3 separate regions of the Homo sapiens genome follow, and regions 1 and 2 are each linked to region 3. The links are chromatin contacts, found by Hi-C in ENCODE. All regions are on one chromosome and are shown on one strand. The core of a region is the stretch at or near the end of the contact, and the rest is flanking DNA. Distances in the headings are between cores, read along the strand shown. Region 1 holds the start of ADD1 (adducin 1). Region 2 overlaps FAM193A (family with sequence similarity 193 member A). Region 3 holds the start of ZFYVE28 (zinc finger FYVE-type containing 28).

The links. Hi-C counts contacts between places; a loop is a spot of excess contacts on that map. Pooled maps may share reads with other maps.
Region 1: a loop to region 3 is called in a map of CD4-positive, alpha-beta T cell, with 17 times the contacts of the local background. The contact joins the promoter of ADD1 here to the promoter of ZFYVE28 in region 3. A Hi-C loop is called at or near these places in 1 of 168 maps with a recorded cell type or tissue (CD4-positive, alpha-beta T cell), 1 of 37 single-sample maps with no recorded cell type and 7 of 50 pooled maps.
Region 2: a loop to region 3 is called in a map with no recorded cell type, with 15 times the contacts of the local background. The contact joins the enhancer-like site here to the promoter of ZFYVE28 in region 3. A Hi-C loop is called at or near these places in 4 of 37 single-sample maps with no recorded cell type and 6 of 50 pooled maps.

Annotation. Positions count from the first base shown.
Region 1 is chr4:2,841,907-2,845,183 of GRCh38, forward strand. ADD1 (adducin 1) reads left to right here and starts at 1,938. Exons shown (of 16, transcript NM_001354761.2): 1 at 1,938-2,118. RefSeq lists an enhancer at 710-1,221 and silencers at 1,350-1,399, 1,500-1,879, 1,940-2,129, 2,250-2,399.
Region 2 is chr4:2,694,949-2,698,510 of GRCh38, forward strand. FAM193A (family with sequence similarity 193 member A) reads left to right here. Exons shown (of 21, transcript NM_001366318.2): 17 at 1-181; 18 at 1,415-1,645. Among named protein-coding and RNA genes, the nearest start is that of TNIP2, 60 kb to the right of the region's middle. RefSeq lists enhancers at 1,048-1,107, 1,807-2,156. Within about 2 kb of position 1,648, at least 4 of the 41 ENCODE cell types and tissues checked have a DNase peak (open chromatin) inside an H3K27ac peak, as active enhancers do.
Region 3 is chr4:2,417,142-2,420,283 of GRCh38, forward strand. ZFYVE28 (zinc finger FYVE-type containing 28) reads right to left here and starts at 1,504. Exons shown (of 13, transcript NM_020972.3): 1 at 1,144-1,504. The coding sequence starts at 1,182. It overlaps CFAP99 (cilia and flagella associated protein 99), which reads left to right and starts at 1,814. Exons shown (of 16, transcript NM_001193282.4): 1 at 1,814-1,952. RefSeq lists an enhancer at 1-223 and silencers at 1,229-1,388, 1,509-1,738, 1,979-2,028.

The DNA.
Region 1 (3,277 bases), core at 688-3,187, 430 kb after region 3:
TACCCATTAAACACTAAATCCCCATTCCTCCAGCCCTTTGCAACCACCATTCTACCTCCTGTCTCTCTGAATTTGACTACTCTAGACACCTCATACAAGTGGAATCATACATTTATCTTTTTGTGATTGGGTTATTTCACATAGCATGTCTTCAGTGTTCATCCATGTTGTAGCATGCGTCAGAATTTCCTTTCTTTTGGCCAGGCATCGTGGTTTATGGGTTTATGCCTGTAATCCCAGCACTTTGGGAGGCTGAGTTTGGATTTGGGAAGATTGCTTGAGCCTAGGAGTTTGAGACCAGCCCTGGCAACATAGTGAGATCCCGTCTCTACAAAAAATAACAAAAATTAGCCAGGCATGTTGGCACGTGCTGGTAGTCCCAGCTACTTGGGAGGCTGAGGCAGGAGGATCCCTTGAGCCTAGGAGGTCAAGGCTGCAGTGAGCCATGGTTGCAACACTGCACTGCAGCCTGGGCGACAGAGACCCTGACTCCAAAAAAAAAAAAAAAAAAAAAAAAAAGGCACAAAACCCCAATAAATAGAATTTCCTTCTCTGCATAATGCTGCTATGAACATGGTACAAATAGCTGTTTTCATTTCTTTGGGGTATATATCCAGAAGTGGAATTGCTGGATTATGTGGTAATTATGTTTAATTTTTTGAGGAACCACTCTACGGTTTTCCACAGCAGCCACACCATTTTACATTCCCGTCAGCGATGCACAAAGGGTTCCAATTTCTCCGCATCTTTGCCAACACTTATTTTCTTTTTTTCCTCTTCTTCCTCCTTCTCCCCCCTTGAAACTTTTTGTTTTCTTCTCGTTTTTGTAGAGAACAGGGTCTCCTTATGTTGTCCAGTCAAGTCTGCCAACTCCTGGGCTCAGGCTATCCTCCTGTTTCTGCCTCCCTAAGTGCTGGGATTTTAGGCTGAAGCCACTGCGCCCAACTCCCTGCTTCTTCAACTGCCATCCTAATGAATGTTAAGTGGTATCCCACAGTGGTTTTGATTTGCGTTTCCCTAGTGATTAACTATGGGAAGCAGAAGTGAATGAGACAGAATTGTGATCTTGTCAGAAAAATCGTCTTGGAAAAGCCAACGTCCAACAGAAATGGTTAGAACAGGGGTCGCTGGCTTCCATCCAGACAGTATCCCTGACCCTTGTTGGGGCAATGTCACAGAGGCTCCTGCTGAGCAGGGAGGTCTGGATTCCACACTCTTCTGCCACTGCCCAGCTCTGGACCTAAGCTTTCTATGGGTGTCAAGAGGACAAGCAGCCGTGCCCATTTGTCTCGCTGCTTGTTTTTTTGGGTGTCAGATGCGCCAGCAGGAGGGACAGTGTGCGGGAAGGTGCTGGTCTGAGGCTGGTCCTGCCAAAGCCCCGCAGGCTCACTCCCTGGTCGTGCGGAGGTGGCTGGTGCTCGCTGGTCTCCTCAGCACCCGCAGGCCGGGCCCGGGGGCCAGGCAGTTGTCCTCTGTGGAGCCTTATCGGGGCCCACAGGCCCTGCTGCCTTGACCCCACCCGGGCCCCAAAACTCGGCCTGGGGACTGCACAAGGCGGGGCTACGCGGGGCAGGGCCCGTCTGCTGGGGGAGTGCGCTGGGCGGCGGCGGGAGGGCAGGGTCCCTGGGCTCCGACAGCCCCTCCGGCGGAGGTCAATCACAATGAAACCGTGTCCAGCGGACCCGGCAGGGGCTCGCCGCAGTCTACCTGGCCACCGTGAAGCCATGACCTGGCGCCCGAAGCTGCCGGCCGGGGTGTACTCCGCGCGGGACCCTGGGCCTCCGCAGGCCCCGGCGGGGTCGCCCCGAGGCGGGCCTGGCGAGTCCAATCGCCCTGCCCGCAGGGGACCCGCCCCTCATGGGTCCCGCCAATCGCAGGGTACGTTGCTCGGCAGTGCTGCGCGGCTTGGCCTATGGGACGGCGCGTTGTTGGGCTGCAGCGCCGCAGGCCGCACCCAGGTCGGGCGGTGGGGGCGAGCGGAGGGGCTGAGGGGCGGAGAGGCCTGGCGGGCCGCTGCTGCGGGCCAGGGGACGGGGGCGGAGCCGGAGCCGGAGCCGACGGGCGGTGGCCGCACTGGGACCCCGGAATCCCGCGCGCTGCCCACGATTCGCTTCTGAGGTGAGGCTAGCTAGCGGGGGCGGCGGGGGCCCGGTTCGGGCTGAGGCGGCGGCGGGGGCGCGGGGAACTGGGCCGCGGTTGCGGCGGGCGGGGGCCGCGGGGCCTGCGGCGGCCCGGGCAGCCTCGGGGGCGGGGAGGCCGCTGCGGCGCCGAGGGCGTCTTGGAGGGGTCCCCGCGGGGCCTTCGGCCTGGGCCGAGCCGGGGAGCGAGGGCGCCGCAGATCTTTCATCGGGATAGGACCCCGGGGACTAGGCTTTTCCCGGGCCGCTCGTTCCTGGCCGGCTTGTGGGCTGCAGGGGTGGGGGCGGAGGAGGACGACCCTGGCTGGACGCTGGTCAGCATCCTGCTTGTGAGACCGGTTCCGCGGTCCGCAGCGCTGGTGGCTGCAAGGTTTGTGTACGGACGCATCTGTCGGCTCTCGTATTTAAAAACGACGGCTTCTGCCAAAAGAGAAAAGCCATATCTGCCGACGGACGCTCGAGAGATAATCGTGGAACTTTATCAGCGATGGGGCTGTTGGTCACCTTTGCCCTCCCTCTCTTTTCTTTTTTCTTAATCTTTTATTTTCGTTTTTTGGGAGATGTCAGAGGGCCTTTCCCTGTTAGGATGACTTTTATCTTTGCTCTTGTAATGGCTCAAGATAGTTGGGAGGTAATTTGCATTCACTTTATGCATACCCACCTTGAAAAACGTATTTTGGTTCGCCTGAAACTGTTGTTGGTTTGAGCATAATTTATGTTTAGAAAGACAAAAAGCAATTGTCATATCTCCAAAGACCAAAGACATAGCTGATAGCTGTATGCATTACTGGTAAGTTAAAGAAAGATTTTTTGTGTGAAAAATTGACTGAGATCTTAATGGGGATAGGAAATAGAATGCTGATAGGTCGACTGTGTCTATGAGTAGAGGCGCCTAGTGAAAACAAGCTTGGAGTGGATGAGTAGGAGTTCAACAGGCACCAGAGAGAGGAGGGCATTTCAGGCAGAGGGTGTGAATTGTATGAAAGTGAGTTTGTAAACTTTGGAGCCTTGAATGGACAAAGGCCCGCGATGATACCTTTTTTTTTTGAGACGGAGTCTCGCTCTGTCGCCAGGCTGGAGTACAGTGGCGCGATCTCCAGTCACTGCAATCTCCGCCTCCCAGGTTCAAGCAATTCTCC
Region 2 (3,562 bases), core at 398-2,897, 280 kb after region 3:
CCCTGACTGCGAAGGGCACCGCTGCGAGAATGGTGTCTACGACCCACAGCAGGATGATGGGGACGAGAGTGCAGATGAGGACAGCTGCTCTGAGCACAGCTCCAGCACCTCGACCTCCACCAACCAGAAGGAGGGCAAGTACTGCGACTGCTGCTACTGCGAATTCTTTGGGCACGGCGGGGTGAGTGCATGAGGTCAGCGCATCATGATGTGGGAAGTGTGCAACACACGGGCTCCTTTGCAGAAATTCTGTACTAGGTTGAATTCGGGGTATATTCCACTTCTAGGGTATATCCATTGTAAAGAAACAAAGAAAAATATATGCCCAAAGATTTAGCCATAATGATTTTTTTTCTTCATTTTTTACTTTGTGGTTTTTAAGGTAACTGGTAAATCAGCAGTGAGGTATTCCTACTGAATACCCATTGGTAGGAGGTTGTTAACCATGGTGTATCCATATGGTGGAACATTGTAGCCAGCGACAGCAGCGTTGTGTGTGTGCAGTTGGGTTTCTCTTGTTTGAATACAGAGGGCGTTGGTACACACACATACTTGTCCATCTTTCCAGAGCTGTGATTTAATTTATACAACCAATTATCACCCACTGTTTAAGAGGGATGGGTGACAGGAATAGCAGGGGCTTATAGTTGTTCTTTTTCTGCTTTAGCTCTGTTTGCATTTCCTAAAATGTTCACATGTTTTTATAGCAAGAAATTTGGCAGTAGGATTCAGGGCTTTTTTTGGCACCAAAAAGGAAACCCACAAATGGATGGAAAGATACTACAGACACATTTATTGACATGAAAAGATATTCACACCATGTTAAATAACAGGTAGAGGCCAAGCATAGTGGCTTATGCCTGTAATAGCAGCACTTTGGGAGGCTAAGGGAGGATCTCTTGAGCCCAGGAATTGAAGACCAGCTTGGGCGACACAGGAGACCCTGTCTCTACAAAAGATAAAGAAAATTAGCTGAGTGTGACAGCACACCCCTGCTTGAGCTCAGGAGGTCAAGGCTGCAGTGAGCTATGATCGCACCACTGCACTCCAACCTGGGTGACAGAGCAAGACCTTGTCTCAAAAATAAATAAATAAATAAATAAATAAAATACATTAATCAGGATTTGTAATTGTTTCCTTTTCAGTTTAAAAAATCCACTTATGTGCATAGCTATACATGCTTTATCAGGTTTTTCATGAATATGTAAAATTTGAGAGTAGGTATCAAAATGCCACTTTTGGGTGACTTGCTGATAGGTTTTTCTCTTTTTCTGCTGGTTGTTGTATTTCCTTATTTTTCACAACAAATATATACTACTTGAGTAATAAAACAGTTTATTTTTGGAGGTGTGGTCTGAAATTTATTATATTCAAAATTTTTAAAACTTAAGCATAACTTTGTTGTTTTTCTCAGCCTCCAGCTGCACCAACAAGTAGAAATTATGCAGAAATGAGGGAAAAGCTTCGCTTACGGCTGACCAAGAGGAAAGAGGAGCAACCTAAAAAAATGGACCAGATCTCAGAAAGGGAAAGCGTCGTTGACCATCGGAGGGTGGAGGATTTGTTGCAGTTTATAAATAGCTCCGAAACCAAACCAGTGAGCAGCACGCGTGCAGCGAAGCGAGCAAGGCATAAGCAAAGGAAGGCAAGTGACAGTTCTCAGCACCTGGAGGCGCCAGGTCTGAGGGCATTTGAAGGTGCCGTGCCACGCCAGTCTCTAGGCAGGGCTGAGCCACAGGAGGTCGGGGCTCTGACGTGTGTTCACTTGCCCACAACTTTGTTCTGAGAGCCAGCCTGTCTCTGGTGGCCTGAACTGGAGACTGGTAAAAAACTTAACTTTGTGTTTTCGGGAAATTACTTCCCCTTTTGTAGAATGGGTTTGTTCTTGTGCTGGCCATCATGAGGGCAGCAGCAGACACTCCAGCTTTATCTGCTGGAGAACCTTCTTTTCGAAGAAAGGAGCCGTCAACTGTAGAGATGATAGAAGAAAGGCCCAGGTGGGCTTTTGGGGCCTGTGGGTTCAGAAGTGTCTTTGATATGAGACTGGGGCGGGGCACTTGGCACAGGGAAGTCTTCTGGACTCAGGTCTGAGCATGTCCCCCATGCTGCTCTTGTCCCACTGCTGTTCCAGATGAAGACCAGCACATGGCATTGATTAGAGGGGAGGAAAATAAGTCTTCATGGGAAGACATGAGCAGTTCCCTCCTTACCAGAGGGCATGGTGTGTCACAAAAAGCAAATGTCAAATACAAAAAACGTTAGCCAGTCATGGTGGTGTACGCCTGTAGTCCCAGCTACTCAGGAGGCTCAGGTGGGAGGATCACTTGAACCTCAGAGGTGGAGGTTGCAGTGAGCCGAGATTATGCCACTGCCCTCCAGCCTGGGTGACAGAGTGAGACTGTCTCAAAAAAAAAGACAACTTTTTTCTCTTGGAGGATTGTCTAAATGCCCCTATGCTGGAGCAGTTCCAAAGAGCCTTCTGGTTTCAGCTCCCTAAAAGTGTCAGGCTCCAAGAACCAGACCTCAGTGAGCAGATGTGGGCTGCATGCAGAGGGAACTTGTAGGTTCCTGGGGTTCTGACAGTAGGACAGTGGTCTTGGGAAGAGGCCAGGTTTCTGTCTGCAGCATGGTCAGGCAAAAAGGTGAGGAAGAGGACGATCCCACAGTGGACCAGAGGGTGGGCCCGATGTCCTGTGTTGTTACTTGTATCTTAGCTGTTGTGATTGTTCTACCCTCAAGAGCTCTGCTCATACCTCGCAGTCCTACAGTAGATTTAGACTGACTATTGGGCCTGATTGGGAGGCTTTGGGGGAGAAGCCTTGTCCCGTGCCCCAGAAGACTAGAGACTGCTGGAGTGCAGAGAACACAGTGTGTCCTCCATTCAGGAGCGTCCAGCATCGGGGTACCCACGATGGTCCAAGGCCCTGAGACGTCCCATTGGGATTCACTGGAGGCCTCTGGGACGCCTTCCTGAGTTTTCAGGGTACTCTCCACCCCAGGCTCTTGCCCTCTGACCTTGCAGGTGGTCTGAATCCAGACTTGAGGCCCAGCTGAACCTTAGAGGCTGATGTCATAGGCCCTGCCCAGCACCCAGTCCCACCTCGAGGGACCACCTCCTGGTGCTTTCTACGCTGCACCCATTTTACAGAGCAGCTCACAGATGTGTGTTGAGGCTCACTGGCTGGCTGGTTGTTGAAGGGACAGCAATAGTTGACCTATGGACTCTGTCCCGTAGCAGGTCCAAACCGGGGGCCTGTGCTGGGGCAGCCGTTCTGCTGGAGACCAGGGCACCTGCCTTTACATGCTTGTTATTTGTCCATATATTGACAAGGCACGTGTGCTGGATTTAGATCAGCTCTGAGAGGATGCCAACTGGCCAGTGTGTGCCAGCGAGTGTCCTGATGGAGTTGGTCTCTCCTCTGCTCCCGTGCAGGCCCACAGCTCACTCTAGACACTGGACTGCAGGACCCATCCACGAGGTGGCTGCTGGGTGCTGCTCCTGACATACACATGGAGAAGGATGTTAAATAATTTTTACTTGAATTGTCAAATGAAATTTTTA
Region 3 (3,142 bases), core at 254-2,753:
CGTCCGAGCTGCCCGGACGAAGCGCTGGCCCCACTCCCGCCCTTGGTCGCCGCGGTGACCCCACCCGAGCCGTGACCTCCCCCAAGATCTCAGGGCCCGGGCCTCCCCGCTGCGCCGGCCCCAGGGTGCCACCCTCGGACGCCCAGATGCGCCCTGGACCCTGCGCCGGGATCCTGAACACCGCCGCGCCTTCATCCCGCGCCGAGCGCGCCCGGCCCTGCTCCGGCTGCAGCGGGCACGAGCCCCAGGCGGGCGGCGGGGACGCAGCGCCCGCAGTGCGACTGGCGCAGCCGCTGAGGCACGGGGCGCGCCGCCCGGACCCCGACCCCGCGGCGCTAGGAGAGGCGCGGGCGCCGGCTGGAGAGCCGCACCTCCCGCCCCGCCGAGGCTGCTGGCCACGGGCGCGCTCGCCCCAAGGGCCGGGCGGAGGACCTGTCCCGGATTCCAGAGGACGTGGGTGGGGAAGGGACAAGGATAGGGACAAGGGAGGGGACGCGAACTGGGCCGAGGTGTGGGTCAGTCCTGGTTCGGGAAGGGAGGCCGTTGGCAGGGCCATCAGGATCCTCTCTGGACATGGAAGGACGGGTCTGCCCTGGACCCAGGGATTGGGAAATGTGGGTTCTCTCAGAACCTGGGGAAGTGGGGAGAGGGTCTGTTCTGGAGTGCGGAGGGAGATCTATTCCGGGCCCAGGACAATGGGGGTGGGGGCAGGACGGGAATGAGGGGGCATTCCTGGTGCAGGGAGGGGAGACGGAGAAGTAGTAGGGGGTCTGCTCCGGGCCCGCGGGCTGGGGACCACGAAGTGTAGGAGGGCACCGTCCAGGACCGGGATGAGGAGGGAGAGGGGCCCGTTGTGGCCCTGGATAGAGGGGGAGGGAAAGTGCGCCCCGGCCCGAGAGGAGGAGCAGGAGGGTCAGTCCTGGACCCGGGCTTAGGAAGCCGGGAGGGAGGTTCGGATCCGCCTCAGAGACAGGGCGATGAAGATCTGTCCAAGTCTTGGAGTGGAGGGAAGGATGTCGGCGGTGGGGGAAGAGGCCGGCCACGGACAGGGAAAGGGAGTCCGTCTTGTAGGGCGGACGGGCGGTCCTGGGGAAGGGAGAGGCCGCGACGCGGGGGGCGTCCGGCCCGAGCGGGGCCGCTCACCTTGGGTTTGTAGAGCCACTTTCGGAACCTGTTCATCATCGCCGCGCCGGCCCTGGCCGGACTCCGGGCGGCCCTCGCCCTCCGCAGCGCTGCGCCCGGGCCCGGCTGAGGCGCGGGGCGGACGCGGAGGCACGGCCGGAGCCCCCGCGCTGTCGCAGGGAGGCTGGCTAGCGAAGCCCGGAGCGCCGAGCGGGCGGCGGGCAGGTGCGCGGGGCAGGTGCGCGGCCCTGAGTATGCTCTGCAAGCGGCGCGCCGGGCAGACCTCAGACCCGGGAGTGGGCGCTCGGGCGCACGGACAGACGCGGGCACGGGGGCGCGCGGCTCCTCGCTGCTCACTGACACCCAGCGCTCCGCTGGTCACGGCCGCCCCGCGCCGCACATGCGCCTAGGGCGCCGCGAGCCCCGGGCCCACCGCGCGCTGCGGGCGGGGCGGGCGGGGCGGAGGCGGCCCAATCCCTGCGCGGGCGCCGCACCCCGCCCGAGGCGCGCTCCCTGCCGGCGGGGCGACCCGCCGCGCCCGGGTATCCAAGAAACTACAAGTCCCGAAAGGCATGGCGGGGAGGTGGCGCCCAGGGCTTGGCGTCCCGGGCCGCGCCGCGGCGCTGTGTATTGTGGGAGTTGTAGTCCACCCGATGGCGGCGGAGCGTGCCGCCGGTTGCTAGGTGACGACGCCAAACAGCCGCGGCGTCCTGCCTACCGGGAGCTGACGGACGACGACTGCCAACACCTTAGCCCCAGCTGGCCCAGGAAACTGCTGCGGTGGCAGGTGGCGGCGGCAGGAGGGCTCGGCTGCCCCGAGCGCCCGCCAGGTACGGGGGCGGGACAGGTGCGGGGCGACGCGCCGCCGATTTTCATGACCTGCCGGCCGGTTCCCTCTCGCTCGCTGCTCATCTTGCTTCTCCCAAACACCTCTTCTGTCTTCTTCCCAGCTCCCCGATGAAAGTGAACGGTGCCTCTTTTTTTTTTTTTAAATCACCACTATCAGCGGTGCGTTCTAAAAAGATACTCTTCCGCCCTCGCTACTCCCCCCAGTGGTGCCCTAATTTGTACCTTAAAACGCTCACCTCAATCTGAGTACCTGCTATGTGTCAAGCAGAGAGCTAAAAACCCACACGTGGCCTCACTTAAACTTCCCATTGACAGCCAGAGAAGCAGGCACAACGAGGCCGGCGTGCCCTGGCTGTGGGGGTTGCATCCAGATCACGGCGGATCTGGGTCGGCCTGACCCCACAGCGCTGCACTTTTCCCTGCCGCACCACCACCACGTCTCTGGCTTGTTGTGAAACGTGCAGATGTAAGACACAGGAGATGGAAGTCATGCCCCCCTCGGTTCAGAATTGAGAAGTCTGACCTGTTCCTGCTTGTCCTCACTGGCCAGTGCCAGGTGCTCAGAAAGGTCCGTGGGCTCCATGACCACTTTATTCCAACAGACGCGATGTGAGCCTAGGCGCGCTGGCATCTAAGATTTCTCTTAGTTGGGGGTAGGGTCCATGTTTATTTTTGAGTAACTGATTGATTTTCCCTACTCTCCTCTTCCTACCACCCAGTCGACCCTCTGAAGGGCAAAACCCCTCTGGAGTTTCCCCTTATCTCCAATTCCTTCCCACTTGTTCTTTCTGGAAACTACTCCCATCAGATTTTCACCCAACCACTCCTCTGAAGCTCTTTATCAAAGTCATCCTTGACCTTGATGTTGCAAAATCCGATGATCGGGGTCAGCGCTCATCTCTTCCTTGAACTGTCACTACCACGTGACCCAGCCGACTGTGCCCTCTCCGTGACACAGCATCCTCACTTGGCTGAAACAGATCCCACTGTCCACTTCTCCTCCTCGCTCCTGGCCACTCCTGCTTGATCTCCTTGGCTGGATGCCTCCCCTGCTCACCGACCTCTCAACACTGGAGACCCTGGACTCAGTCCTTGGAACCTACTCTATCCACTCCCTCCCTGGGGGATTTCCTACAGTTACATGGTTTTATAAACAACCATTTTCTCCCAA